Linked DNA regions of Homo sapiens: region 2 is linked to region 1. Evidence: chromatin loops called from intact Hi-C (ENCODE). Cell type or tissue: natural killer cell. All regions are shown on one strand. Each heading gives the region's core, and the rest is flanking DNA. Links, peaks and the distances in the headings are about the cores only.

What was found. A loop is a pair of places that touch in the nucleus more often than their neighbours do. Peaks named below come from ENCODE experiments on the same cell type or tissue, not always from the same donor. Only the 100,000 strongest peaks of a DNase experiment are listed, where the experiment ranks them.
Region 2: it touches region 1 in a loop (3-fold over the local background); 5 of 110 quality-filtered maps call a loop at or near these places.

What each region holds. Positions count from the first base shown.
Region 1 is chr21:33,604,978-33,607,477 of GRCh38, reverse strand. All of the region lies in intron 6 of CRYZL1 (crystallin zeta like 1), which reads left to right. Among named protein-coding and RNA genes, the nearest start is that of DONSON, 18 kb to the right of the region's middle. RefSeq lists an enhancer at 1,550-1,639. In natural killer cell, for the core only: CTCF peaks have their summits at 1,311 and 1,510 (motif pointing right); a DNase peak (open chromatin) is centred at 1,517.
Region 2 is chr21:33,356,052-33,368,759 of GRCh38, reverse strand. It overlaps IFNAR1 (interferon alpha and beta receptor subunit 1), which reads right to left. Exons shown (of 11, transcript NM_000629.3): 11 at 8,896-12,708. Among named protein-coding and RNA genes, the nearest start is that of IFNAR1, 37 kb to the right of the region's middle. RefSeq lists enhancers at 804-1,505, 1,506-2,207, 1,158-2,357 and a silencer at 7,243-7,537. In natural killer cell, for the core only: CTCF peaks have their summits at 7,129 and 7,328 (motif pointing right); DNase peaks (open chromatin) are centred at 6,399, 6,869, 7,339 and 7,719; H3K4me3 peaks cover 911 bases; H3K27ac peaks cover 810 bases.

The sequences.
Region 1 (2,500 bases), core at 1-2,500:
TTTTGTAGAAACTGTCTTGCCATGTTGCCCAGGCTGGTCTCTAACTCCTGAGCTCAAGTGATCTTCCCGCCTTGGCCTCCCAAAGTGCTGGCATTACAGGTATGAGCCACTATGCCAGCCTTCATGATTGTTTAATGAGTGCTCAGTGCTCAGTCACTTTCAACTCAAATAAGTCTGTTCTTTACCAAACCAAAGAGCTATGTTTCAAACATTCCCCCAAAATGTGGTGTTAGTCCTATTTCTCAAACTTGATAATAGAGTTAAAGAGTAGAGTAATTCTTCCAACTCTTTTGTACTTTTCAGTTCTTAAGCAATTCTGTCAAGCCTAAAACTAATTTTATTTTTCATTCAAAATTTTCAGCATTGTTGTTTTTATTCCTTTGGAGCTAAACTAGAAAGAGATCAAATTATAATTCTTAGATGCTGAAATATGGCTCGCATTTATTTGTTTAATTGTTTTTTGAGATGGAGTTGCACTCTTGTTGCCCAGGCTGGAGTGCAATGAATGGTGTGATCTCAGCTCACTGCAACCTCTGCCTCCTGGGTTCAAGTGATTCTCCTGCCTCAGCCTCCCAAGTAGCTGGGATTACAGGCATGCGCCACCACGCCTGACTAATTTTTTGTATTTTTAGTAGAGATGGGGTTTCTCCATGTTGGTCAGGCTGGTCTTGAACTCCTGACCTCAGGTGCTCTGCCTGTCTCGGCCTCCCATAGTGCTGGGATTACAGGTGTGAGCCACTGCACCTGGCCTTATTTGTTTAGTTTTTATAACATAATAAACACCTGTGGACCCCCAACACAAAAGCAAGTGTGTTGACATTAACCCACATCTAACCATGCAATTTTTTTTTTGAGACAAAGTCTTGCCCTGTCACCTAGTCTGGAGTGCAATGGCGCGATCTCAGCTCACCGCAACCTCCATCTCCTGGGTTCAAGCGATTCTCCTGCCTCAGCCTCCCAAGTAGCTGGAATTACAGGTGCCTGCCACCATGCCTGGCTAATTTTTGTATTTTTAGTAGAGACGGGGTTTCACCATGTTGGCCAGGCTAGTCTCAAACTCCTGACCTCAGGTGATCTGCCTACCTTGGCCTCCCAAAGTGCTGGGATTACAGGTGTGAGCCACCTTGCCTGGCCGCAGTTAGCATTTCTTTAAGGACAACATGATTGAGTTTTTAATAAAAATATGGTAGTCCCAATCCTTTTGATAGAAGATGTTCCCAATAAGTAAATTATACGTTGATTGAGCGTGCACTGTTGAAATAGATGTGCTTTAAAGTCATATATTCACCTTATGAGCTATGTGGCATTAGACAAATTAATCAATTACCCTGAACCCTATTTCATCATCCGTAAAATTGGGAGAATAGCTATCTTAAAGAGTTACCTAAGGAATAAAGTACTGTGTGTGCTATCACCTGGTGCTTAATATGTTTTTACTGTTTTAATTCTCAGCTCTTGTCTGAGCATTTCAACATGCATGTTTGAATGCTCCACTTCGCCCACTAGATGGCACTAGTTTGTTGCTAAATGCAGTGCTGACTACTCTGGCTAGTCCACATGAATCATTGCTACTAGAGGAAGCATTTCAAAGAGCTGGTAAAGACTGTGAAAGTGTTATAAAGTTGATCTTAGGTAAAATGAGAAAGAATTTCTTGGCCAGGCGTGGTGGCTTACACCTGTAATCCCGGCACTTTGGGAGGCCAAGGTAGGCAGATCACCTGAGGTCAGGAGTTCGAGACCAGCCTGGCCAACATGGTGAAACCCCGTCTCTACTAAAAAAATACAAAAATTAGCCAGGCCTGGTGGTGTGCACCTGTAATCCCAGCTACTTGGGAGGCTGAGGCAGGAGAATTGCTTGAACCCAGGAGGGGGAGGGTGCAGTGAGCCAAGATCACACCACTGCACTCCAGCCTGGCGACAGAGTGAGACTCCATCTCAAAAAAAAAAGAATTCTTGTACTGCGGAAAAATTACATCAGTGTACAACATAAATACAAAACAAAAATTAAATAGTGAAACATGTTAAGGAATAGTTTCACGGTCAGATCATGCGGAACTTTTTAAACTATATTAGGAGTTGCATTTGGTTCCAAGTACAGTGTAAAGCCATTGATAAATTTTAAGCAGGGAATTGTTAGGATGTCAGTTATCTTTTTAAAATATCATTCTGATGATTCTGTTTTTTAAAGATACTGTTAAAGAGATTGAAAACAGAAGGCACAAAGTTGAAAATAATATTTACAGCACATGAACAAATGACTTCTCTAGAATATATAAAGAATTCCTGTAAAGCTCTAAATAAGAAAAAGACAAAACAATAGAAAAATTGATTAACACTTGAAAAAGGAATTCACAAAAGGAATTCCAGATGGCCAGTGAACATGGAAAGATGCTCAACCTCTTTTAGTAGTCAGAGAAAGCAAATTAAAATCATAGTAAGAAACTATTACCTACCTACATAATTGGTAAAAATATATAAATGTGATCATTCCACAAGTTGA
Region 2 (12,708 bases), core at 6,301-8,800, 250 kb after region 1:
TTCGAAGGCGGAGGATGGGCAGAGAAGAATTTTGTTGAGCAGAACAGCTCTCAGTGGAGAGTGGACGTGGGGGTGGTCCCTGATCCCCACAGTCAGGTGGTTTCTCTCTCCCAGTGTGGCTGAGTTTGGGGTCTTTATGGGCTCAGAATAGGGGAGTGCATGCTGATTGGTTTGTGAGTATGCAAAAAAGGCTAAAGCAAAGACACCACTGAAAGGTGGGCATGACAGTGTAGAGAACCAATTAGGAGGTATATATAAAACAGGTGAAGGGTGGGGCTCAATCAGAGGAAAGTGCACCAAATGGGAAGACAGGTTCTCAATCCAGTCCGTGGATGTGACCTGTAGCTTGACTTTCAGGCTTTAAACTGTTTTTGGCTTGGCAGTGGGGTTTCACCAGGGACCCGCTGTTATCTGCCTAGGCATTTGCCTGCCTCTTGCCACTATCAGTCTCATAAATGTAACTTCCTCTTTCTCTCTCATGTGCACACACACACACACACACAATTGAAAACAGATAAGCTTGGCTGGGTGTGGTGGCTCATGCCTGTAATCCAAACGCTTTGGGAGGCTGAAGTGGGAGAATCACCTGAGGTCAGGAGTTCAAGACCAGCCTGGCCAACATGGTGAAACCCCGTCTCTACTAAAATACAAAAATTAGCTGGGCATGGTGGTGGGTGCCTGTAATCCCAGCTACTTGGGAGGCTGAGGCAGGAGAATCGCTTGAATCCAGGAGGCAGAGATTGCAGTGAGCTGAGATTGTGCCACTGCACTCCAGCCTGGGCGACAGAGCGAAACTCTGTCTCAAAAAAGAAAAGAAGAGAAAAGAAAAGAAAAAAGAAAAGAAAAGAAAAGAAAAGAAAAGAAAAGAAAAGAGATAAGCTCTCCCTCTTTTTCCTTGCAATTGATTTGTTAATGAAACCAGCCCTTTTGTCATACAGACTTGCTCATAGTCTGGAATTTGCATCTGTACAGTATCATGTAACCTGTTTCTTTGTCCCCTGTATTTTCTATAAGTTGGCAATTCGATCTAAGGCCAGGTCAGGATGGTGTTAGAAACAAGCACTCAGTGCTGCAAAGAAAAACCAGCACTTAGACAGAAAATTTCTCAGCAAGGCACATTTACTTCTGCAGAAGAGTGCTGCCTGTGTCCATCTGCTTGCAAGAGCACACCGAACAAAGGAGAGAAGGGTTTTTACCCCGCATGCAGCTTCTGTTCCTGTGTCCTTTCCCCATTGGTTGGAGTTGGACCGCACAATCTAAACTAACCCAACTGGATAAGACTTAAACTTTCTCTAAATATGGCAAACGTGCAGTTAAGAGAAGGATGGGGTAGGAGTAGTTTGTCTGTTAGAGTACAAGGCATGTCTGAACATGTCTGGGCATGTCAGGGCACAATCAGAGCGGAAGAGTTGTTTGCAGGCTAGAAATGAGAGTACAAGGAGGTTGGGCTTCTGAACAAAGAGCAAGAACTTTACACAATTAAACCCTTTGAAGAGGAATTTATCATTCCTAACAATGGGTTTTTTCAAGACTACTCCTGATCTGTCCATCAGGAGATGTATAATGTTTGGCAGTTTCTGTTTTTATAATGTTAGCTGCTGGGTTTTTTCTTTTCTTTTCTTTTTCTTTTTGTTTGAGACAGGGTCTCAATCTGTCACTCAGGCTGGAATGCAGTTGCTTGATCTTGGCTCATTGCAACATGCACCTCCTGGGCTCAAGTGATTCTCCTACCTCAGCCTCCTGAGTAGCTGGGACTCAGGTGTGCACCACCACGCCCAGCTACTTTTTTGTATTTTTTGTAGAGAGGGTTTTTACCATGTTGCCCAGTCTGGTCTCAAACTCCTGGGCTCAAACGATCCACCTGCCTCGGCCTCCCAAAGTGTTGAGATTACAGGAGTGAGCCACCACGCCCAGTCAATGTTAGCTGCTGTTGATTGTAAACTGAAAAGTATCTGAGACAGGTCTCAATTGAGAAGTTTACTTTGCCAAGGTTAAGGACAATGCCCAGGAGACAGGTCTGTGCCTTTCTCCAAAGATGATTTTGAGGGCTTCAATATAAGGGAAAAAACAGGCTGGTATGGAAAGAAGGAGGGTATGGTCACATTATCGAATCCACAAGTTGCAAGAGAAAAGGAGCAGGTAGGGGAATAGTCAATTTCAATTATGTATTCCTTGTATGCTCAGAAAATCAGCACTTTACAGAAGATAAGGTGAACACAGAGTAGGTTAAATATCCCCCCCAAGACACTTACCTTTACCTCTAGCTCTCTGCTTAGGAACAAAAGGAAAGGCAGCTTCTTGCATGACTCAGCTTTCAGCTTAGTTTTTTTCTTTTGGCAGAGTGAATTGGAGTCCCGAGTTTTTATTTTCCTTTCATATCATGCTCAGCAACTAGATAGAGATAATTTTTGATAAATGTTCACTAAATAGCTTTTGACCTATAAATCAGAAAGAATCCAAAGACTCGAGTGGAGGTGACACTTTGGGATTCCTTCCAAGCCCATCACAAAGCCTCACCCCAAAACATGGAAAACAGGAGCAGCAGAGGCACTAGGTCCTGTCTCCATGTGGCAAGAAGGCATGTTCATCTGTGACACCTGCAGGCATTGAAGGAAGAGGGAAGAAGCTCCATCCAGTTAATTAAGAGATGTATTTCCAGGCAGGGTGTGGTGGATCATGCCTGTAATCCCAGCACTTTGGGAGGCTGAGGCAGGCAGATCACTTGAGGCCAGGAGTTCAAGACCAGCCTGGCCAATATGGTGAAACCCTGTCTCTACTAAAAATCCAAAAAATTAGCCAGGCATGGTGGCATGCACTTGTAATCCCACTTGCTCGAGAGGCTGAGGCAGGAGAATCGCATGAACCCAGGAGGCAGAGGTTGCAGCAAGCTGAGATAGCACCACTGCACTCCAGCCCTGGGTGACAGAGCGAGACTCTGTCTCAAAATAAATAAATAAGTAAATAAATAAAAGAGATGCATTTCCAGTGAAATTGGACTTTTTATGCTGAAAAATTATTTATCAAAGGTTATGAAATATTTGATCAACTGTATACTAATAATTGCAATAATAATCCAGAAAAGCTATTTTTCTTTCTTTCTTTTTTTTTTTGAGATGGAGTCTCACTCTGTCCCCCAGGCTAGAGTGCAGTGGCTTGATCTTGGCTCACTGCAACCTCTGTCACCAGGGTTCAAGTGATTCTTCTGCCTCAGCCTCCTGAGTAGCTGGGATTACAGGCTCCTGCCACCGTGCCCAGCTAATTTTTGTATTTTTAGTAGAGACGGGGTTTCACCATTTGGCCAGGCTGGTCTTGAACTACTGACCTCGTGATCCACCCACCTCGGCCTCCCAAAGTGCTGGGATTACAAGCATGAGCCACCGCACCCAACCAGATTTTTTTCTTTTTAACATTCAGAGACTATGATCATATAAAAAGAAATATATCAATTTATATACTTTTTTGTTGCAAAGATATACGATAGATGATCAATAAATCTACTGCATGAAGATGAACTTTTGTGGGAATAAGAATATGAATTCAAGGAGGAAAGGAAATGGTGTAAAGTTTCAGAACCCATAAAGAACAGTTTCTGGAGTTTCTTTTTAAAAAAATTTTTAAAAAAATATTTCTGAGACAGGGTCTTGCTCTGTTGCCCAGGCTGGAGTGCAGTGGCACAATGTTGGCTCACTATACCTTGACCTCCAGGGCTCAAGAGATCCTCCTACCTCAGCTTCCCAAGTAGCTAGAATTGCAGGCACACACCACCACACCTGGCTAATTCTGTTCATTTTTTTGTAGAGACAAGGTCGTCTCACTATGTTGTCCAGGATGGTTTTGAACTCTTGGACTCAAACAATCCTCTCGCCTCGGCCTCCCAAAGTGCTGGGATTACAGGAGTGAGCCGCCATGTCTGGCCGAGTTTCTGTAATTTCAAAGTAGACAATGATGGGTATCAAATTGCTTTGATAGGAGATTCCATTGAATGCATTTATAAGAGCGATAAAGCAAGTTTATTTTAAAATGTGAATATTTACAACTTACTGTAAAGTATTTCTTTTGCAACTATTTAAACGTGTCAGGAAATATTTTAGATGTTAATTAAAACATGAAGAAATAAATGGATTTATAAAATTCTCTTGGGGGTAAACAAGCAGAAATTAAGACATGAAATGTTTAAAGTTTACCTCCATCCAATCTCCCTGCCCTACTTCTCAGTCTAAACCTTGGTGTTCACATTTCTTCACTGATGTAGAGCAATGAGGAAGTACTTGCCTTATGTTGACATCAACACAAGCCTACGTGATGAACTGCACACTCACGACAGAGTCTCACTTTGTTGCCCAGGCTGGAGTGCAGTGGTGCACTCCCGGCTCACTGCAACCTCTGCCTCCCGGGTTCGAGTGATTCTCCTGCCTCAGCCTCCCGAGTACCTGGGATTATAGGTGTGTGCCACCATGCCCCGCTAATTTTTGTACTTTTAGTAGAGATGGGGTTTCATCATGTTGGCCAGGCTGATCTCAAACTCCTGGCCTCAAGTGATTCACCCACCTCAGCCTCCCAAATTGCTGGGATTACAAGCGTGAGCCGCCAAGCCCAGTCTGCACACTCACTTTGAAAAAGGATTTGTATAGCTTGTAATAAGACGTTACTATACTTGTATTCTGGGCAGATAAAATAATGGCAGAGAGCAGACTTCCTTTAGAAAAAGGAGGAAATAATGTATCAGAAACCAAGGATGAATCACTTACTGTTAAGTCTGCCCTAATTAAAAATAAATAAGTAAAATAGTGACCTTTTTAAAGCTGGGTGTGGTGGTGCACACCTATAGTCCCAGCTACTCCAGATGCTGAGGCGGAAGGATCGCTTGAGATAGAAGTTTGAGGCCAGTCTGGACAACAGAGTGAAACCCTGTCTCTTAAAAAAAAAAAAATTACTATCTTAACCATTTTACACATACAATTCAGTAGTATTACCTATTTTCAGAACTTTTTCATCTTGAAAAACTGAAGCTTTATAGCCACTGAACAACTCTCCATTTTCCCCTTCCTTGAGCCGCCAGCAATCATCGGTCTAATTTCTGTCTCTAGAAATTAGATTGCTTTAGAAACCTCATGTAAGTAGAATCACATGGTATTTATATTTTTGTTGCTGGCCTATTTCACATAGCATACATAATGTCCTCAAGCTTCACCTATGTTGTAGCACATGACAGAATTTCCTTTTTTTTTTTTTTTTTTTTTTTTGAGACGGAGTCTCACTTTGTCGCCCAGGCTGGAGTGCAGTGGTGCGATCTCGGCTCACTGCAAGCTCCGCCTCCCGGGTTCACGCCATTCTCCTGCCTCAGCCTCCCGAGTAGCTGGGACTACAGGCACCCTCCACCACGCCCGGCTAATTTTTTGTATTTTTAGTAGAGACGGGGTTTCACCGTGTTAGCCAGGATGGTCTCGATCTCCTGACCTCGTGATCTGCCCGCCTCGGCCTCCCAAAGTCCTGGGATTACAGGCGTGAGCCACCACGCCCGGCCTCAGAATTTCCTTCTTTTTAAAGGCTGAATAATATTCCGTGGCATGTGAACACCACATTTTATCTGCTAATCTATCAAAGCAAATATTTTGCAAATAATTTTTCCAATTCCAAAGGTTGTCTTTTCCATTGATTATTTCCTTTTATATGCAGAAGTTTTTAAGTTTGATGTAGTCCCATTTGTCTACTTTTGTTTTTGTTGTCTGTGCTTTTGGTGTCATAGCCAATAAATCATTGCCAAGTCCAATATCATGAAGATTTCCCCTATGTTTTTGAGGGGAAAAATCTCAAACCGTTTTTCCTCTGCTCTCATGCCACAACAATAAACACAGAAGACTTCTGTGACCAAATGCGTAGTGATTTCTCCCCATTAACAAGAAGGCAATCAATTCTGCAGCAGACACTGGTTGGGTATCCTCCTATTTAATTCTGACACTGTCTACCTGGAGATAGCATCAGATCCTGATACAACACCTAAACAAAATTTATTTAGGCAGTTAGTGAGGATAAAAGAGTCCTCAGTAAGGTTTGCCTTTTAATAAAAAGAAGCCCCAAATCATTTCTTTTCTAACAAAAAGAGCCTGAAAACTCAAGCTGCAAACATAGATAAGCAAACTGGAAGCTTGCATAGGCGAATGCCAGCAGCTGTGCCAATAGGAAAGGGATACTTGGAAGTCAGGTATATTCAATATTGAAGTTCCCTTTTCCCTTTTCTTTGTTGCCACGTGTGCAGTAAAAAAGCAGGCAACAAGGCCTGGGCTAGGTAGAGGTGCCATTTGCATAATAACAGATGAGGGTGGGATGGCCAGCCTCTTCCTGTGCTATGTAAATGGAACACCTGGTCCAACCAATCCTCTGTGCCCTACGTAAATAAGACACCGCTTCCTCAAGCTCATCTATAAAAGCAACCGCATCTCGCTGTAAACCCGGAAACCTGTTCGGGACTCCTTCCTCTGCACAGGGAAGGTCTCTTCTTTCTTTTGCCTGCTAAACTTCCGCTCTTGAACCCACTCCTTTTGTGTCCCCATCCTCGATTTCCTTGGCGTGGGGCAACAAACCACACGTATTACCCCAGACAACCATGCTGCTTCAATCTCACAGGTTGAGAGCTCATTCCCACAAGACTGCCCCCTTATTTCCGATGCCAATTGCAAGCCCCAGGTTTTACCTGTTATGACTGAATGACTATAAATTGAGGGTCCCATGGCCCCCTCCTTGTGTTCAACTGATTTGCTAGATTGCCTAACAGAACTAGAGGAAACACTAACTTATGTTTACCGGTTTATTATGAAGGCTATTACAAAGGATACAGATGAAGAGATACATAGGATAAGGTATGTGAGAAGGACTGCAGAGATTCTATGCCCTTCCCAGCAGCCTCTGCATGTTCAGCTATCAGGAAGCTCTCTACTAAAAATAGAAAAATTAGTTGGGCGTGGTGGCAGGCGCCTGTAATCCCAGCTATTCAGCAGGCTGAGGCAGGAGAATTGCTTGAACCTGGGAGGTGAAAGTTGGAGTGAGCCGAGATCGCCCCACCGCACTCCAGCCTGGGCGACAAGAGCAAAACTCTGTCTCAAAAAAAAAAAAAAAAAAAAAAAAAAAGGAAGTAGTGACACGAAACACTGTCTCCACACTCCACCCTTATAACCTCCAGCTGGCACCCTGAATGGTCTGGCCTCTCCCTGGGGGCGGATAGGGCAGGAGACACTAAAGTATTAATTATCTTTTTTGATCATGGCTGTAACTGTTCTGCGCCATCTTCAACAGGTGAGACTAAGGAGGGAATCACAGCTAGTCATCTCAGCCAGGCCAGTAGGGGGCGCAGTGCAGTGATCATTCCCTGGGGCCAAGGCTGTCTCCTTGCAGGTTCATCTCAGCTCTGCAGCAATGCCTACTTCTTTCCATCCGCTCCGAGGCTGTTACTAAGTATGTGGAGCTCCTTTTCAACAACTCGCTTACTACAAAGTCCTGCTCATTAAAAGGCGAAGGTGGTAGTGGTAGAGGACTAGATGGGCTAAGTATTTGCTCAACTGCTCTATCTTGCTTTGTAACTACCAAACCATTTCTGGGTGAGATCATGGGGACACCAGATTCTTCACATCCTTTCCTCATTTGCTCAAGACGAGATAATCACAAACAGAACTTTAAGAAACCACCTGTATAAACATACTTGGCGTATCTTCTGGGAATGGAATTATTGAATAGTAACCGATTGTCAGCCTGAACAGGGTGACTTGTTGCCCTCCAGTGGTAAATTCAATCAGTGTTTGTACCGTCAACGTCCCCGCTCAATCACCGTTAAACACTTAGGCAACCAAGTGTCAGCCACAAAGTTAAAAAACAGTCCTTGTTTTCATGGAGCTTGCCAAATAAATATAAGCAAATGGTATAAAATCCCTTCCCTAGGGAGCATGCTAGACACACCCGCAGGTACAGACACAGATGGGGCATGATGACTTCTCCACGTGTATGCAGTGGAGTTCTTTTAGGGAGATTTCAGAGTGGATGATGTACTTTTATACTACAACATTTAGAATAATCTCTCTAAGTACAATTCCAGAATATTAAAAGTATTATAAAATTTGGGAATAGACAACAGAGTCAAGTACACAAAAAGCCTATTATATATTTAAGGACTATGTTTAGAAAAAAGGGTCCTTTTACTGGAAAGATAGGAAAATAGGTTTTTCTTCTTAACTTTGATGTATCCAGAAAATCTGGGAGGGAGGCTCAAGGGTGGTGAGTCACTGTGAGACGTAATGTTTAATTTAATCCAGCTATTGAGTGATAAAATTTTTCAACTTCCTCCCTTTTCTCAAGACCTTAAAAAAAAAAAAAAACAACAGAACATCTTCTCTGCCAACATTTTTTTTCTTTTGAGATGGAGTCTCGCTCTGTCGCCCAGCCTGGAGTGCAGTGGTGCGATCTTAGCTCACTGTAACCTCCGCCTCCCGGGTTCAATCGATTCTCCTGCCTCAGCCTCCCCAGTAGCTGGGATTACAGGCACATGCCACCATGCTTGGCTAATTTTTGTATTTTTAGTAGAGACGGGGTTTCACCATGTTGGCCAGGCTGGAACTGCCAACATTTTCTTCATCCTAATCATTAATCACTTCTTCACCCACAAAATGTCCTTTGCTAGAACATGAGTTCCAAGTGGAGACAGATCACAGAAAGGGGAGGAAAACTCAGAAATCCTTTGTTATGAGAACTATCGAATTCTCCTCTTGCCTTTGTTCCCCTCAGGTAAAGAAAAAGATTGCTATTTTTCCATCAATATCATACCACAAATATCCACCTATATTTATGTTGCCCTCAAGAGTTGTAATTCTATTATCATCCTACTCAAGAAAAAAGGTAGTGAGAAACAACTGGAAGTTACTGGTATTTTGTTATTACTAAGTACCAGGGCATTTCTTGGGCATTAGGGATGATTTATTTATTATTTGTGTCCTTGTCCACTGTAAAAAAGGGAAGCTTAAAAACACAAGTGTGTGTTCAGGTTCCCAGCCTGAATACAAATTGTATTCAATTTCCGAGTGAAATGTGTCCAGACAGCAGGAGAGATCTACTTATCTGTGAGACTGAAGAGCCTCCTTGGAACGAACTAATCCTGAAAGAAGAACTACTTGTGAAGGGCAAACAGTTTAGTTCAAGAAAGCAAGGCTATGCAATACCACAGCAAACTTCATTCAATGAAGACTGAGCTCCAGCCATGTCTTAAGAGCGGGAAGAAAAAGCAGCAAACAGGCTCTATCTCCACAGGCTCTGGGGACAGTGACGGCTGCAGTGGCTCCTTCAGGATGCTCAACCCTGGGCTCTGGAACACCAAGCACAGGCCTCAGCTCTTCCATGATGAATACCTTTTAAAGGCATCAGCTGCAGCATCTCTGTTGCATACAAATTCACTAAGTACAAAAAAACTCCTAGACTTTTGGGCCCATTGCTTATTACATAAAATTGTTTCCAGCAGTAGGGTTTAAGACAAAACACAAGTGAAATAAAATGTACAAGTTTGTTCCATAGAAACACTGAAAACACGGTTATGTCCTTCTACAATTCAGTAAAACAAACACTGCCACAAACACCCTCAGGTTCACAGTTTAGATTTCATTCATTCAATAATTATTTTCTAAGTACTTTCATTACTGGGGATGCAGTAATGAATAATAAGGTCCCTGTTTTCTTGGAGCCTCTGTTCCAGCAGTGGGGCAGGGGAGACAGACAGCAAACAAAATAAATCAATATACCACGTTAGTAGTCACATGGTTACTGGGTAGGGAAAGGAAAGCTTCTGCACACCTAAACCCCTTAAGAGCAATTTGAGGCTGCTGCAAATATCACGGCCTCTTTTAGGGGAAGATAAAAACTCTAAGTTTTATATATATATATATAAATAGAGATGGGGTCTGGCCATGTTACCCAGGTTGGTTGATCTTGAACTCCTGGCCTGAAGTGATCCTCCTGTCTTGGCCTCCCAAAAGTGCTGAGATTATAGGCATGAGCCACTGTGCCTAGCCCTAACTTATATTTTTAAAAGTAACTTTTTTATAAGTTGCAAATTTCTAGTCAGACTCTTAAAAGTTCACAATTCTAGGGAGCTGTTCTAATTTTTAGTTACAAGGTATATGAATAAGTACTTTAAGTCCATACTAAAGGAATAAGACCTACATCAGGTGGGTACATGTGCAGGTACATATATGAATATATGTTTACAGGCTCATGTCAGAAGTGACACAGGTACATATTATATATAATGTTAATCTGTATTATATATTAATATAAAATTATTTCTGGCTCTAATGATACAAATCTTTCATATAAATTCTTAGATTATATCTGGTCTCTCTAAGAACTATCAATATGCTAATTTTCAGGCGGTTAATTGGTACCCCCAAGTGCATGGTATTTCTAAGTAAACTTCTGTTCAGAAAAAATACTTGTCACTTACAGCTAAGCATATACTGATAAAGCAACATGTAGAACATAATGCAGAGTGGAATGCAACTGCCTTTTCATGTCTAGAAGACAAGGTAAAAACGAGGTGTTTTTTTGTTGTTGTTTTCTGCTGCTGGTGCTCAGCGCTTGTTCACTGAAAACCACAGATGGTCTTAAAGCGTGAAGCCTTGTGCTCCAACTTCCTAGAGACCTAACAATTTCACTGGTGTCTTTTAATGTTAATGTCCGTATTTTCCCTTCTCCACATCCTACAAGGGCATTGCTCCTTTTTAGGCTATCCAGTCTGAAGTACGTTTTCCCAGTGGTGAACACAGGGCCAGAAGTCCTGGACAGCATGATTGAGTTGTGGTAGTCTGAAAAGCAATGGTGGCAGGCAGTCATGATATGCTCCCATCGCCTCTTCAAAGACGCAAACGTCCAAAGTGACAAGGCTTTTCCAAAGGTCAGGCCGGCCGTGCACGGTGGCTCACACCTGTAATCCCAGAACTTTGGGAGGCCGAAGCGGGTGGAGCATGAGGTCAGGAGTCCAAGACCAGCCTGACCAACATGGTGAAACCCCATCTCTACTAAAAATACAAATACAAAAATTAGTGGGGTGTGGTGGTGGGCACCTGTTATCCCAGCTACTCTGGAGGCTGCGGCAGAGAATTGCTTGAACCCGGGAGGCGAGGTTGCAGTGAGCCGAGATCAAGCCACTGCACTCCAGCCTGGGCAACAGAATGAGACTGTCTCAAAAAAAAAAAAAAACAGCCTCTGGTCAGAAAGATGAAAATGTGTCACCATGGGGTTCTCCGGCAGAGAGTGGGTTCTCAGATGAGATTCCTGGGTCTCCTCAATGACCCACCATGCTCTGCTTGAAGCACTCCAGAAGCCAGGCGGCAGGTCTGGGGACATGCACGGTGTGGCCTGCAGACACGTGTATGTGCCAGGCAGGATGTGCCGAGCATCACAGCCCTCCCGAGGGCAGCTGCCTTCAACCTTTTCTTCCACCAGGATCATCTGTTTTTTCAGCAGAAATGACTACTTAAACCAGACTGGCCTTAGAAATGGCCGCTCCCCAGCACGTTCTAACTTTGTCTCTTTTCTTTCACTGGTCCCTGTCGGAACGGTGCTGTGAGAACACTGCCCTAGAGGCCACCAGAATTCCCAGACTTCCTGCCTATTAAGGATATCCATGGGTAATCCCCAGTAGCAAGTAATTTAAAACTAAGTTGTAGGTGCCTTTGGAAAGCATTATGTAATTTCTTAAATTGGGTTTTTCTTCCTAGTTACATTTTTCCCCCTCAGTTCAATGATTTGTATTTTAACGCCAAGCAGGCTGAGCAGAAGGGGTATCTGAATACTGCTAGACGAGAAGCCAGCCTGGCATTCAAAGTGACAGAGACCACCCATAACAAGAGTGGGTTGATCACTGAGAGCTGATTAGGTGCTCAGGCTTCCAGTGGAACATTCTTCTTCCTCTTGCACCAAAGCCAGCGACCTTTTTCCTAGGGAAGCATTCTTCTTCTATGTCAGTCTCCTATCATTGCCATTTTCTGGTCCCAAGACTTCTTGCATACACTATCTTCTGGCATGGCATGTATACTAAAACTTGTACACACTCTCAGATCTTAAAATACAACAATTATTTCTCTAATTAGATAGTTACCTATTTTCTATGACTTCAGTGATTGCAAATTCCAGCAGAAGCTACTGTTCTAATAAGTTTTGAATCAGAGGTCTTAATGCATAGTAAAAGATTGCCTGGCTTTAATCCTAAACCATGTAAGGGTAGATACTGTGATGTGGAAGCCAATGTTCTCGGGATGAATGAACAGAAGTCCCTCAACATTTTTAGGGATCATCTTTCTGGCATTTGCAGCTGTTTTCTAGGGTAAGCTACTTTCCAGAAAACCAAGTGATAACGTGTTCAGACTTTCCTAAATAAATTTCCTAAGGGCCTACCCTCAGTGTTAAAAGAAAAGACCAAATGTTTGAAATATCTCCCGAGGAAGAATGAAACAGAATGTTAGGAATGGCGAACAGACAGGTGTGGCACATGCAGTAGCCAGCAGCATCAGTGATGGACAGGAACACAGACGTCATCCTTAGCCACGGTGCGCAGCTAGCACGGCTGCACTTAGGCTCACAGGAGGAAGACGGGTGGCCACTGTTTTGGTCTGACTCATCTCATCCAATGCAAGTCCGGTGACAGGCTTTTTCATGATTTTACACATGGAAAAGAAT